Linked DNA regions of Mus musculus: all the other regions are linked to region 2. The links are chromatin contacts, found by Hi-C or POLR2A ChIA-PET in ENCODE. All regions are on one chromosome and are shown on one strand. Each heading gives the region's core, a stretch centred on a gene start or an enhancer-like site at or near the end of the contact. The rest is flanking DNA. Distances are from core to core; before and after follow the strand shown. Region 1 overlaps Zmiz1 (zinc finger, MIZ-type containing 1). Region 2 holds the start of Zmiz1 (zinc finger, MIZ-type containing 1). Region 3 overlaps Zmiz1os1 (a long non-coding RNA gene). Region 4 holds the start of Ppif (peptidylprolyl isomerase F (cyclophilin F)).

Region 1 (3,065 bases), core at 295-2,794, 190 kb after region 2:
CAAAGTTGCTGGGTTTCTAGCCTCGCAGTTCAAAACAGGAGTCTCACACACCTCAATCCACATCTACAGCACACAGCACCATACAATTCTCAGGTCAATGTTTGCTTAGAAGGTAGTCTGTGGTGACCAAGGAAAAGCAGAGAAGCTATGGAAATGTCCTAGCCCCAGCAAAGATTCAAAAAGGAGTGGCCTTGTCATCACTAGTAGCAAGAATAGCCACCAATCTCAGAAGTCCCAGGTCCGCTGCTGGGCCTCACACCCACAAGCTAGGTGTCTGGAATTCATGCGTATAATCCTGTAGCCTTCCTCCTGGTACTGGGTACATCCCAGAGTCAGCTAATGAGTTCTCTCTGACTGCTCCCTGCTTCTCCTCCACAGTTACCCTGGGGGTCCTAGTGCCCCAGCAGGCATGGGCATCCCTCCACATACTCGGCCTCCTGCTGACTTCACCCAGCCAGCGGCCGCTGCTGCAGCAGCTGCAGTAGCAGCCGCCGCTGCCACAGCCACAGCCACAGCCACAGCTACAGTGGCAGCCTTGCAAGAGACACAGAACAAGGATATAAACCAGTATGGACCGGTAAGGGTTCCTGCCCGCTGGCCTGGCCTCACCCAGGCTGGGGAAATCTTGAGCGTTAATGCCACGGGTATCCTTGGAAGCCCCTTAAAAGAGTGTTGTGTGTGGGTATGGTAAAATGGTTGGGTGTGGTGGGGTTTGGGGGTATGCTATGCTCTCTGGGCTGGTAGCTCCCAGTGCATATGGGGGAAGAGGTACCCTATTGGTTTCGGAGTTCCTGCTTATCAGACAGTAGGTTGTGTGCCTAAAATGGCTTTGTGACTAGCTTGTCCCTAATCACCTCTGAGGCCACTATTGTCCCATCTGTGGATTTTACCCAGGCCTCATCGTAGATCCTCTGACCTTCAAAAGGATGGGGTGGGGTGTGAAAAGGGGAACCCCATAACCCTGCAAGGCAGAAACATGAAGGAAGGGTGCAGGGTGAGCAGGAGGAAGTGGGCTGGGTAAATCACACTTAGTGTATGGAGGGTGTGTCTCCATTGGCTACTGACCAAGGGCAAGGCCAGGGCTTTCAGGAAAGGGCTTCAGCCTCCATCCTCATCCGCCTCCTCTTCCTGTGTCCTCCCTGTGTCCCTCCCATCCCTACCCACTTCCATGTCCCCTGCCTGCCTCCCTGGGAATGCTGCCTGTGCCTTGGAGTGACTGCTCCCTGCCCTACCCAAACCCACCAGCTGCATTTTCCCATGAGACCTGCAGAGGGCAGTAGTGAGCCCTGGAGGACTGGGTCCTTTAAGAGCTCCTGGCTCTTAACTGCAGCCCTGTGGGAAAGTGCTGCTCCCCCTTTAGCCCCCTACCTTCCTTCCCTGCACTTTCAATGCATGTGGCATTTTATTCTTTTTTTTTTCTTCTTCTCCCATTGAAGGTGTGTTCCTCTTTCCAGATGGGTCCCACCCAGGCGTATAACAGCCAATTCATGAACCAACCCGGGCCTCGGGGGCCTGCCTCCATGGGGGGCAGCCTGAACCCTGCCGGCATGGCAGCTGGCATGACACCCTCGGGCATGAGCGGCCCTCCCATGGGCATGAACCAGCCCCGACCACCCGGCATCAGCCCCTTTGGCACACACGGGCAAAGGATGCCCCAGCAGACCTACCCAGGCCCCCGGCCCCAGTCCCTTCCTATTCAGAGCATAAAGAGGCCATACCCGGGAGAGGTAAGTGTGACTATGATGGGGGATGGGAGGAGAAGGAACATTGACAGAGGGACCATGGACCCAGGGACCTTGGAAAAGGCACAGTTAGGCCACTTAGAGAACTTGAACTAAAGGGCTTTGGAGGCTTAGCCCCTGACTAATATCATCTCTGTTGTGGAAAACACCAAACAAGTCACTACACCTGAGTGTGTATGACTTTAAATCAATGGTATTCACAATCCACACTGGCCCTTAGAATGCCCAGAGGACAGGGGGCCGTGACATTGTAAAATACCCTGCCTAGAGCAGGCAAGTGTAGAAGCAGAAACCATGGAGACCACTTAACCCTGTCCATACTCAGATACTAATGGATGACCCTGGATGAGGACCTCAGTGCAGGGAGCCACCTAGAGAGTGAGGGCTGCCACTAGTACACTAGTACAGGCTGTGTGTCAGGGAGGCCATCGGATGGCACACAGTATCCCTAGGGCTTACTTCCATCATATTGCTCTCCTGGGGATAGTGCCTTCTCTGGGGTCTCCTAGCAGAGGTGCCAGAGGAAACCATCCCAGCAGACGGTCCCAAGCACCGTGGAAGGTCAGGGGAAAAGGGAAGTCACCAGGTCTCAGTGACACTCAGAATACAACTGAGACCAAGATCCGTGCCCAGCTGATGCGCCCCCCTCGCTCCAGTGAAGTTTGTCTTTGGCACACCATGATGCCCCTTCCTGGGCATGGCACCTCAGCTCTTCATCTTCTCAGATCATGTCCTTCTGGCTGGTCAAGACTGTGGCCTTCAACTTGAGCTGAAGCAGATTTCTATCCCACGAAAGCATAAGCTCTCTGTCCCCACAGGTCCCTTCAGCCGCCACTCTCACAGAGGTTGGATGATGTCATAATTGGTATAGGTGCCCTAAGCCTGAGACTCAGGAATAGGCTATAGTGATTAGGCTTCCTGTACACCCAGGAGGCCAACTCAAGACCTGAGCCTCGACCTAGTGGGCACTAGGGAGAGAAACTCAAAGGCCTTTAGGCTCCTCCCAGCCCTGCCTGTCCTTGGTTTGGGGCCTTAAGCTGATGGCTTCACTCCCAGAACACAGTCACTAAACACCCTCTACCCTCAACCTCCTGAGAGATAGTTGGCTGCACTGGGCATGCATGTCTGAGCTTCAGGCTGCTCACCTGAGATGAGGCCGCAGAAGAATTGCATATTGAAAGCCCTACATTGAAGCCAAGCCCTCTGCTTTTACTAAAGGAGTTCTCCCCAGAGCATTGCTGCTTCCCAGCTGGTCCAGGTTATAAGATGCTGGGAGCTCTGGCTTCTACCTCATGGCAGTATGTTCATCCTATGTTAGAAGTG
Region 2 (2,965 bases), core at 410-2,909:
CTGAGAAAGACCCCCGCCCGGGCTGCCTGCCCAAACCCGCCCCCAGCGGTGTCATTGTTCTCTGACGTCACGCGGCGGCTCCGCCCCTCTCCCCCCACTTTTCCTCCCCACCTCCGGTTCCCCCGGCTGGCGGCCAAGCAGCCTCCGACGACCCGGCAGTGCAGGGCTCCCCCCGCGGCCCGGCCAGGGCTGCGCCCCCTTGCGCTCTTCCCAACTTGCCTTTGTTATTCCAGCTCCCTTCCTCGCCTCGCCTCCGACACCGTGGCTGCCTGCAAAACGCGGAGCACGGAGTTATCGCCACACCTGGAGTCCCTAGCGGGCTCAGACCCAAGCCTCCCCCGCCTGTCCTGAAGGGGAGCGCGTGCGCGCGCGCGCGCGCGCGCGGGTCCAGCCTAGACGCTTGTTGTCTTTAGGACTACATTACCTCTAATCGAGAGGCGGGTGGGGTTGAGGAAGGGATGTGGAAGAGTAAGGGGAACATGTGTGGTATGTGTACGCGAATGTGAGAGGTAGTGCACGGGGGAATGCCTCGTGTTTTGTTTTGTTTTTAAACGTACCGGGGGTGGTGTACACTATATTTGTGTGTTCAATTGTATGACTCCAGGTGCACGGGCATAACTGGGATGGAAAGTGTGTGTACAAGTGTGTGGAGGGGGTCATGCGTGCTATGAGAAGTATGCGTGCCATGCTGTAAGGTAGGCGCAAACCCGTTTGCCGTTTGTGTAGGAGTTTCTGTGTGAGTGGTAATGGACAAGAGCCAAAGGGAGTGCGCACTTGGATACACTTGGGGGCCGGTCTGTGAGGGGAACCTCCGCAAGTGAGCGCACCTAACTGCTTCGTGAGTGCTCTTCGCCACTGTAGGAGTGGAGCCCAGCCCTGGGCTGTGGGCTTGGTTGGGTTATTTCCACCTCTGCAAAGCGGGAGCGCTCGGCTCTCAGCGCCCCAGGCGCTCCCTACCAGGCACTAAGGCGTCCTTGCTCTTAACTTCAAGTAGTAGTGGGTATTTATGGTTCTCGCTGCACCTCTCGCTCTTTCTCAAGATGTCAATGGAGGCGCACTTTAGTCTCCCCTGCGTCACCGGTGGTAGTGAAGGTTAGGGTCCTCTCACCCTCTCTCACCCTGTTTTAGGAATAATCCCAAAATCTACATGGAAGTTTCGCACACAGTGTCTCATTAGCAATCCAGTCACCCCAATTCAGATAGCTGACAGCACCTGAGGTCTCAGTGCACTCCTGCAGGGGACCAGTAGGAAGCGGGGTACGCCTTCTGGAAGTAATTTTGCTCCTACCAATGTGATCCCTTCCTAGGCACATCAGTCTCTCCGCTCCAAACTTATGGGATGCGGAGAGGGGGGCGTTAAAGAGCAGCGAAGGGAGGCGAGAAGAGGGACGAGAGTGAACGAGCAGCAGAGGAGGGTGAGGGTGGCGCGGTGCCTAACAGGGTTCGGAAAAGAGCTGAGACCTGGGAACGGAGAAGAAAGGGAGGAAAAGAAGGGAAAGGAGAGAGGCGGAAAGGAAAGGAAAAGAGAAAAGGAGAGCGCAGCGAGCGCGCAGATGGAGAGCGAACCAAGGCAAGCAGAGCTGCGCGCCGGAGGCGCGGCACTCCGCTCCCGCCGTGACTCCGTGCCGGCTTTTGCGGGAGGCCGGCGGCGCGGGGCCCTTTGGAAATAGAATAGCCAATGTAATCTGACACTTCAACTTGCTCGGCTCCGGGCGAGTTGATTCACTTACTCACCCCCTAACGCCGAGTTCCTTTTCACTGTCTGTGGACATTAAAAAAGCGAGCGGCGGCGGCGGCGGGCGCCCGGGAGAGCAAGCTGCCGGCCGGGCGAGCAGCGATCCGGCTGCAGAGCAAGCGAGCAGCGCCCGCGCAGCGCGCTGACCCTAGCCCCGGCCGGTGAGGAGCCGGAGCCGGAGTCGGAGCCGAGTGGATTTCCGCGCTCTCGCTGCGCTCCTCCCGGCTCCAGCCTGCCCTACACGGCGGTGGCGGCGGCGCGTCCTCCAGCGGTGGCAGTGGTGCTCGCAGCGCCCGGTAAGTTTGGGGACAGAGCCAAGCGCCCGTTAACACCGAGGCTTCCACCCGCTCCCGGCGGATCATCGGGGTGCGAGCGCCGTGTACTATACTAGGGCTTTCCTCTTAAAGGTTTAGCTCTGGCCGGGCGAAAGAAGCCAGCCGTGCAGGCTCGGCCCGCTGCTCTGGCCGCCGGGGGCGGAGGCTCTGGCCACCAGCGAGCGCCCAGCTTGTGTAGAGCGGCTCCGGATGAGCGCGGGGACCCGGGGTTCTTCGGGTGTACGGGGCGCCGGTGCGGTTGTGCGCTCGGACTCGGTGCCCGCCTCCTGCCGGCGCGCCTCCCAGCCGTCGCTCCGATCAGTCGGGAGCCAGCCGGGATACGGATTCGGAGGAGGGAGGAGAGGACCCGGGAAGGACTGGCTGCTTCTCCCTTGCCTCTTTTGGAAAGATGTGAAGTTGTGCTCCTGTGTGCGTAGGAGAACCTCCGGGAAGGCGCTGGATTCTAGGGTGGCAAGGGTTGGTGGTGTTAAGTTGTGCCTCCGAATTTCTATGGAGAACACACTTTTGTACATGGGAGATGGGGGCGCGGTTAAGTTGTTTTGGGGGGAGAATAGCCCAGGGAAACGCGGCGCGTGGCTGAAGCAGGACACGTTGAAGAGATGTGTCGAGGCTTCTCGTTCGGGCTTCGGAAGCCGAAGGGGCTTTCAGGCCAACGCCTGGCCGGGGCTGCCCCAGTCGGGAGGCGAGCCCAAGGGGAAGATGTGTCTGTGTGTGTGTGCGCGCGCGTTGCAAATACGAAAGTAATTTCCCCGTGTTCTTTCTTCCTCTCTGTCTCCGGCGGCGGTGGCCCCGGGGGAGTGGGAGGCCGACCCGGGAGGAGATTGAGGGGCCGGGCCGGAGCTGAAGCTCGGTCCGGATTGTGGGAGGGAAGCTCAGAAAGCTTGTTTCACATTCC
Region 3 (3,274 bases), core at 464-2,963, 150 kb before region 2:
GTCACCGAAGGCCATTTATCAACTTTTTTCCTCAAAAGAATTGATAGCCTAACAGGGCATGTGGAATTCTAGACACATAACTCTGAAGGAACATGGATAATATACCACCAAGATCATGCTTCAGTTAACACACACACATACACACACTCATTCACACATACACACACATATAAAGTCACATACGTATACATACTCACACATATACATACCCACCCATATATACACACATAATCATTTACACATACTCACACTTACATATACACTCACAGAATGCATACACACACTCACATATACATACCCACACATACACATACACTCGCACATATAACACACTCACACATGTACACACACACTCACACATACACACCCACTTACATACATACACACATGCACACACACATGTGCACACACACACACACATACATACACACCAGAGGCTGACCTTAGCCAGTGAAGACCAAGGAAAGGAACCGTCAGGTAAACAAGGCTGAGAAAAGTGGAGAAGACAGGTAAAAGCCTTCAGGGACAAAGCACAAAGTGACACTATGGGGGAAGAGCAGGTAAAGAGGATGCTGGGTAGGGACATGTGAGGGCCAGGGGCCCAGAACCCACCCTGACTTAAACCATGACCCAAGTCAGCAATTGCTTTCAGCTGCCTCGGCATACACATCTGTAAAATGGTTTTATTCCTTTCTTCTATAAGTGTGCCTGGCTCTGGAAGCTTGAAGCTGTCTTCTGGGCATGCGGAAATCCTTCACACACAGGAGAGCTCAGGTGTCAGGACAAGAGGGAAGGGCAGCCGTGAGATCTTGACATACTGGCTGGCCCTCTCCAATTTTCGAAGGTCTGGCTCCTAAAAATAGAAGACTCCATAGGTCTAAAGTTCCCAACAGTACAACAGACAAAGAGGAAAGAGTCGAATCCCAGTCCACCTGAATTGAAGTCCTCGGCTTTGTCATTTACAGTTTTCCCTTGGGCATGCTTCCTCGGGGTCTTCTCCTGTCAATGTGGCTACATGAGAAAGTAGGAGGAACAGGTTAGACCAGAGAAGGGACTGGCTCTTAAGAAAGTAGAGAGCCTTGCACCTCCAGCATGTTCCTCCAAAGCAAATACAGACAGTCCTATGTGAGGGATCCACATGGCGCTTGATGACCCCTGCTGGAGTCCTGTGCAGACAGTCATGTGGCCCTTTGGAGAACAAAGCCCTAAGCATCGCACATAGCATGATTCCTCTGGGGTAGGAGCAGCCACTTCTGTTTGCAAACAGAACACTAGACAACAAACTACAAAAGGGACTTGAGGGAGTTTACTCCTGGGGCCCAGGATCCTGGGCAGGGGCAGTGTGGCTGGAAGCAGGCGTACCTTTTCAATTTGTAATCGCTTTTGAGTCATATTCAAAAACATTCCAAGATGAAATAAAGCGAAAGAAGGCTCAAGCTGCCCTGCAGTTGGGAGCCCTTTGGGGAACTGAAGTGAGCAAGCCAGCCCCTCTAATCCAGATGGACAGGCAGACAGACAGATAAACAGCTTAGAGGCCAAGGTCCCACAGGGCCTGAGGAATGGGCTGTCCCACCCCAGCCCAGCAGGCAGTGGCTGCCCTCTCACCCAGACCCCTGCTGGCAAGCACCGTCCACTCCCTGATCTTCCCGGAATGGACGCTTCCCCAGGCTCATTGCAAAACATCCTGGCTGGAGCTGCAGCCAGGAGTCCAGAAGCAAAGCTCCCTCTGCAGAGCGAGATGCCGCTTCCTGAGGACATTCCGGCCTGGTGTGAGGGCCTGTGGCAGGAGAGGGCAGGAAAGGCCAGGCAGTCATCGGCAGCCAAACTGGGGCCACAGCAGGGCCACGTGCTCACTGGGACGACATCTGGCTGGAGCCATAGCCCAGGTTTTAGAGGACTTGTAATCAGGCACCTCCTCAAGCCCTGCCACCGTCTCTGCTGCAACCCCCTCCACCAGACCCACTGCAGACTCGCTGGGCTTGTTAAGGGAGAAGGGAGCCTCCTTATAAAGAGATCCCTATTCGCAGGCTGCTCCACACACCACGATCCCTTTGCAGAGCTCCAGATTGATTCCAGCCTGGACCAGCTGTCACAAGGGGTCACCCAGGCCCTTCTCTTAACCCCACAGGATGGCAATTCCTTCACCTGGGTTAGAAAGAGATTTTTTTTTTTTTTAGCACAGAGCTCCCTTTTCAAATGTCATCCTCCTGAGAACCTGGCGAGGAATAAAAACACTGAGTGTGACACTGGTGAGAGGCAAGCAGAGAAGCCTGGATTCCAGCCCCTGGGCAGAGCCTAGGAAGCCTGGAGACTCGGAAACCCTTCTGAACATCAGGAAGCCACAGAGACCCTGGCTCTGGTTCTGTCCCTCTGTGCCCTCTCTCGGGCATCTCATGCCCAAAGCAGGTGTATTCTCTACCGCTCTCATCTTTGTCTGGCTAAATTCCAGATCCCAGTACTCACTGTCCACTGGACACCACCTAGATATCCGATAGGCTATAAGAACATCCAAAGCCATCACCTCACACCTCCCCTAATGCAAATGGCTCCTGTCATCAAATACCATTACATCAGCTCTTCTGCACCTTCTAGATTCTCTCCTGGTCAGGATTCACTACTGCCAACATTACCACAACCACAGCCTTCACCATCGCTGTCACCACCATCAACAGCAGCACCACAACCACCACTATCATCACCATAATCATCAGCATCACTGCCAACTTAAAAAAAAAAAGCCACTATCATCATTGTCACCACCAAGACCATAAACATCGCCACCAATATTACAAACATTACCACCATGACCCATCACCATTACCACCACCAAGACTACTACCATCACCATAATCATCATCAACACCGTCGATACCATCACCACAAACACACAAATATCACGGTCAACATCATCACTTTGTCATTGCCATTGCTGTCAACACCACCACCATCACCATCTTCACCAGCACACTCCCTCAACTACTGCCATTGCCTTTATCATCACCTCATCGGTACCATCAGGGTCAGCAAACATCACCATCATCCATTTTAACATTATCCTATCCCCTTCCAGTGTCTCTTACCATCTCTGTGTTCCCTTCCTGCTCAATCCCCTACCTCTTAAAGCACAGGCAGCTGTGATCATGACCATCACGGCTTATAACTTCACACTGCCCCCTCAGAGCAGAGTTCAAATGCCTTGAGATTTGACAGTTTACAAATCTAGCCTAGAGTTGCAAATCTCAGCCTCCAGGGAGAAAGCACCAACCTCCAGTAT
Region 4 (3,294 bases), core at 482-2,981, 230 kb after region 2:
CATGCTAAGCCATGAGGAAGGTCTGAGGCTGGGAAGGAGTCTTGTGAATGAAGGCTCCTTCTCTTCTGGGGTGGGATCTGCATACTTTAACACAGCAGGAGCTCCATCCTCACCTCTGCAGGCTCAGGACAACAAGTTTCCACAGCTCCAATTTGAGGTATGTTAGACCAATAGGAGTCAAGACCTACAGGAGTCGATGGGCTACAGAAAGCCTGGGACTTGTGGATGCTTCCTAGCAGGGCATGTGTGGTGGTTCCTCTCCACTCCCTTCCAGTCTAAGTGTGCACTGCTGTTGCATAGATTTTAGAAAATGTGCCAATGGCTCAGGCAGAGCGGAGGGCAAGTGAGTTCCCCTTGCAGGCAGCTCCCTTTGATACACACTGACAAGAAAAGACGGGGCCCTATGTGGGGTTGGGTGAGACCCACCCTAGACTAGGGACTGGTATACAACCCATCAAGGCCAGTAGCACAAAGCAGAGAGCTGTGGACCATCACAAGAGGGTTCAGGCTGCCATGTGTGAGGCGGGGAGCATGCCCTGATTTCATAGACTACTTGGACCAGCATGGCTTCTCCACACACACACACCCCCCAACTGAATCTTGGGTGGGACAGGCCAGGCTCCCCGGCTCCTAAGGCTCTCAGCTCCTTTCCTGCTCCCGCCTCTCAGGACCTTGGGACCTTGCACTGGAGATTCCCCGCTATGCTCTGAGCACACAGTCTAGGCTATGCCCATCGCTGTTGAACACAGAACAGCATTTAACAGTTAACAAATGCTTCTCTCTCTTGTTTGTTTATCCTCAGAACAGGTATGAGTAGAAAGCAGGGTAATTTCTCATCGCTTCCTTGGTTGCAGGACTGGCTGAATCCAGCAGTAGGGAACCAGGGTTTTCTAGCCCTAGTTAGAGCCTTTTTCTCTTTCTGAGCCTCAGTTTCCTAACTGTGTTGGCTCACATGCTCTCGCTGGCTGGCATTCATTTGATTCCCAGGCTGGTGCTGTGCCCAGTGCACCAGGGTTTAAAGTCCTGCCTGTGGCTCTTCTGCAGGCTCCTTTCCTTTTATATCACACACTGCCAACTTCCTGGCATCCCTAGAGAATGGTTGCTTAGGAAGTTACCTGCAGGTGTGGTGCAGTTGGCAAGGAAGTTTATTCCAGGTGAATGTAAATCTAGGGGGCATTCCAGGGGGTGTAAATCTAGCCCCGCACTCTGCTGGCCTGGCTGGAGGTGGTGGGAACAGACAAGGGCTGTCAGAGTGGGCTGGGACTGAGGCCTGGCAGATGCACTATTGGTTCGGCAAACTGTATTTTCAGTCCTGGCGGAGGATCTGGTCTCTAGAAGCAAAAGGAGACAAACTCAGCCCTGGAGCCGGCAGCCTGAGGTCACCTTGTGGGTGTCTTAGACTGTATCTCTGCTTCTCTGTTCTTTCTGTTATCTCTCCCTTTCTGAGCCACCTCAGATTCCCCCACCTACACCCCCCCACGTCTTTCTGAATCTCAGGATCAACCTTTCTCTTGATCTAGAAGCACTTTCAAAGGACTTCCGGCTCAGTGTGTAGGGATGGAGGGCGGGGCACAACGCACGAGCCGATTACGCTGCCAGCGGCAACCGGCAGGGGACGCTAGCGAACAGGTTCCGAGGGGGCGCGGCGGAGGCGTGGAGGGGGGCGTGGTCTCGAAGCCAGCCGACCAATAAAGGCGGCGGCGCGCGGCCTAGGTATCGCTTCCTGGGTCGTACGACCTTGCCTGTGTCTGCTCTGAGTTCTTCCGCGCGCCCTCGCCCGACCCGCGACAGCGATGCTAGCGCTGCGTTGCGGCCCCCGCCTGCTCGGTCTGCTCTCCGGCCCGCGCTCCGCGCCGCTGCTCCTCTCCGCGACCCGTACCTGCAGCGACGGCGGAGCCCGCGGCGCGAACTCTTCCTCCGGGAACCCGCTCGTGTACTTGGACGTGGGCGCCGATGGACAGCCGCTCGGCCGCGTGGTGCTGGAGGTGAGGCTTGGACATTTGGAAAACCTGGACTTCCCGGGCCCTGTACTGTGCCTGGCACATCAGGTGACCTTGAGCCTCAGTTTCCCTCTCTCAGAAGAGGCGGCATCAGCTTGGTCCGTTCGGGGCTTTTCAAAACCCTGGGGGGTGTGGAGGAAAAGGTCAAGGTCAGATCGTACTGAGTGACAGCCCACTGACCGGCCTGGACCGACGTTGGGCTTCCTAGACCCTCTGCGTCCGAGGTTGGACCCAGAGCTCTGGGGTGGGTAGCTGAGGTCCAGGTGTTGCCAGGTGCTCACGTGGTGGCCTGAGCGCACTCCGGATCCGCCCCCAAGGCCTGGTTGCCTAAGAGGAGACACAGGGAATGCAAGTGAGAAGGTTCTGGCTGCCCAAGCCCTCTCCATTCCCTGAGATTTGACCCTTAAAAAGAAAAGTAGGAAACAGACACCAAGGTTATCAGGAGGCCATCCCAGGAGCCTTTAGGCTGTTCTGCTTTGAACAAAGGTACCAGTTAGACTGCCGATCTACTGGGGGAGGGGAGCTGGCATTTTTTATTATGCCTCATTTTCCTCGTTTGGAAAATGAGGAGTACCTCCCCAACTCTGTTTGGTGAAGAGGGATTCTTAAGAGAAGTTGAGAGGCATGAGGCAGGCTTGGATGACGGTCCCCTCCTTCCCTTCTGTGAGCCTCAGTTTCCCCCAGCACTGAGGAAGGTCAGCTAATTCTAATGTGATACTTACTCTTGGTCCAGGGACTCATGCCGAGGGCCTCCAGCTGACATTTCTGTCCCGGAAGTGGGCCAGGATGGCACTAGTTTCTTCGGATAAGAAACTAAGGCTGTCTCAAGCAAGCTTTGGTTGGGTTCAGGAAGCAGCTGGCAGAAACGATAGTGGCTTTGGCAGTTCCGAGGAGGGTTGGTGGTCATGGAAGGGAATGGCCCTGTTCTTCTTTGTCATGATGCCCTGGCCTCTGGGTGTGAATGGTGAGGGGGATCTTTTTTGCACCTGCTTCTGGACTGACCATCCTTTTCTGTTCCTTTTCCTTCACCATAGTTAAAGGCAGATGTCGTGCCAAAGACTGCAGGTAAGGCTTACGTGGAAAGTGAGCCCGGCAAGGCTGGTGGGCTTGGCATGGAGTTAGGACTTAGATTATGACCATATGGGAGTCTCAACCTAAGCACAGCTGATGAGTACCCTGAGGCAGCCTTTTGTCCCTCTCTGGACCTTGTTGTCAACTCTGCTAACCAGTCTGAAAGTAGCTAGACATCTCAGAACCAGGGGAAGGCCCATGTAAGCTCTCATTGATAGCTTCC

The links. Hi-C counts contacts between places; a loop is a spot of excess contacts on that map. ChIA-PET counts read pairs that join two places held with the same protein, here RNA polymerase II (POLR2A).
Region 1: a loop to region 2 is called in a map of heart, with 2.2 times the contacts of the local background. The contact joins the enhancer-like site here to the promoter of Zmiz1 in region 2. A Hi-C loop is called at or near these places in 1 of 37 maps with a recorded cell type or tissue (heart). POLR2A ChIA-PET finds 5 or more read pairs at or near these places in 1 of 5 experiments (Patski).
Region 3: a loop to region 2 is called in a map of gastrocnemius, with 6 times the contacts of the local background. The contact joins the enhancer-like site here to the promoter of Zmiz1 in region 2. A Hi-C loop is called at or near these places in 13 of 37 maps with a recorded cell type or tissue (Patski, gastrocnemius, heart and 1 more). POLR2A ChIA-PET finds 5 or more read pairs at or near these places in 2 of 5 experiments (Patski and embryonic stem cell).
Region 4: a map of heart shows a loop between it and region 2 (2.3-fold over the local background). The contact joins the promoter of Ppif here to the promoter of Zmiz1 in region 2. A Hi-C loop is called at or near these places in 2 of 37 maps with a recorded cell type or tissue (adrenal gland and heart).

Annotation. Positions count from the first base shown.
Region 1 is chr14:25,645,281-25,648,345 of GRCm38, forward strand. It overlaps Zmiz1 (zinc finger, MIZ-type containing 1), which reads left to right. Exons shown (of 24, transcript NM_001310666.1): 10 at 379-577; 11 at 1,455-1,727. Among named protein-coding and RNA genes, the nearest start is that of Gm52102, 14 kb to the right of the region's middle. Within about 2 kb of position 1,545, at least 1 of the 3 ENCODE cell types and tissues checked has a DNase peak (open chromatin) inside an H3K27ac peak, as active enhancers do.
Region 2 is chr14:25,457,526-25,460,490 of GRCm38, forward strand. Zmiz1 (zinc finger, MIZ-type containing 1) reads left to right here and starts at 1,660. Exons shown (of 24, transcript NM_001310666.1): 1 at 1,660-2,031.
Region 3 is chr14:25,302,956-25,306,229 of GRCm38, forward strand. The region is part of intron 2 of Zmiz1os1 (a long non-coding RNA gene); the gene reads right to left. It overlaps LOC115486423 (a long non-coding RNA gene), which reads right to left. Exons shown (of 2, transcript XR_001781198.1): 2 at 666-3,274. Among named protein-coding and RNA genes, the nearest start is that of Gm41113, 75 kb to the right of the region's middle. Within about 2 kb of position 1,714, at least 2 of the 3 ENCODE cell types and tissues checked have a DNase peak (open chromatin) inside an H3K27ac peak, as active enhancers do; they include gastrocnemius and heart, where a contact is called at or near this core.
Region 4 is chr14:25,692,439-25,695,732 of GRCm38, forward strand. It overlaps Ppif (peptidylprolyl isomerase F (cyclophilin F)), which reads left to right and starts at 1,732. Exons shown (of 6, transcript NM_134084.1): 1 at 1,732-1,985; 2 at 3,035-3,065. The coding sequence starts at 1,794.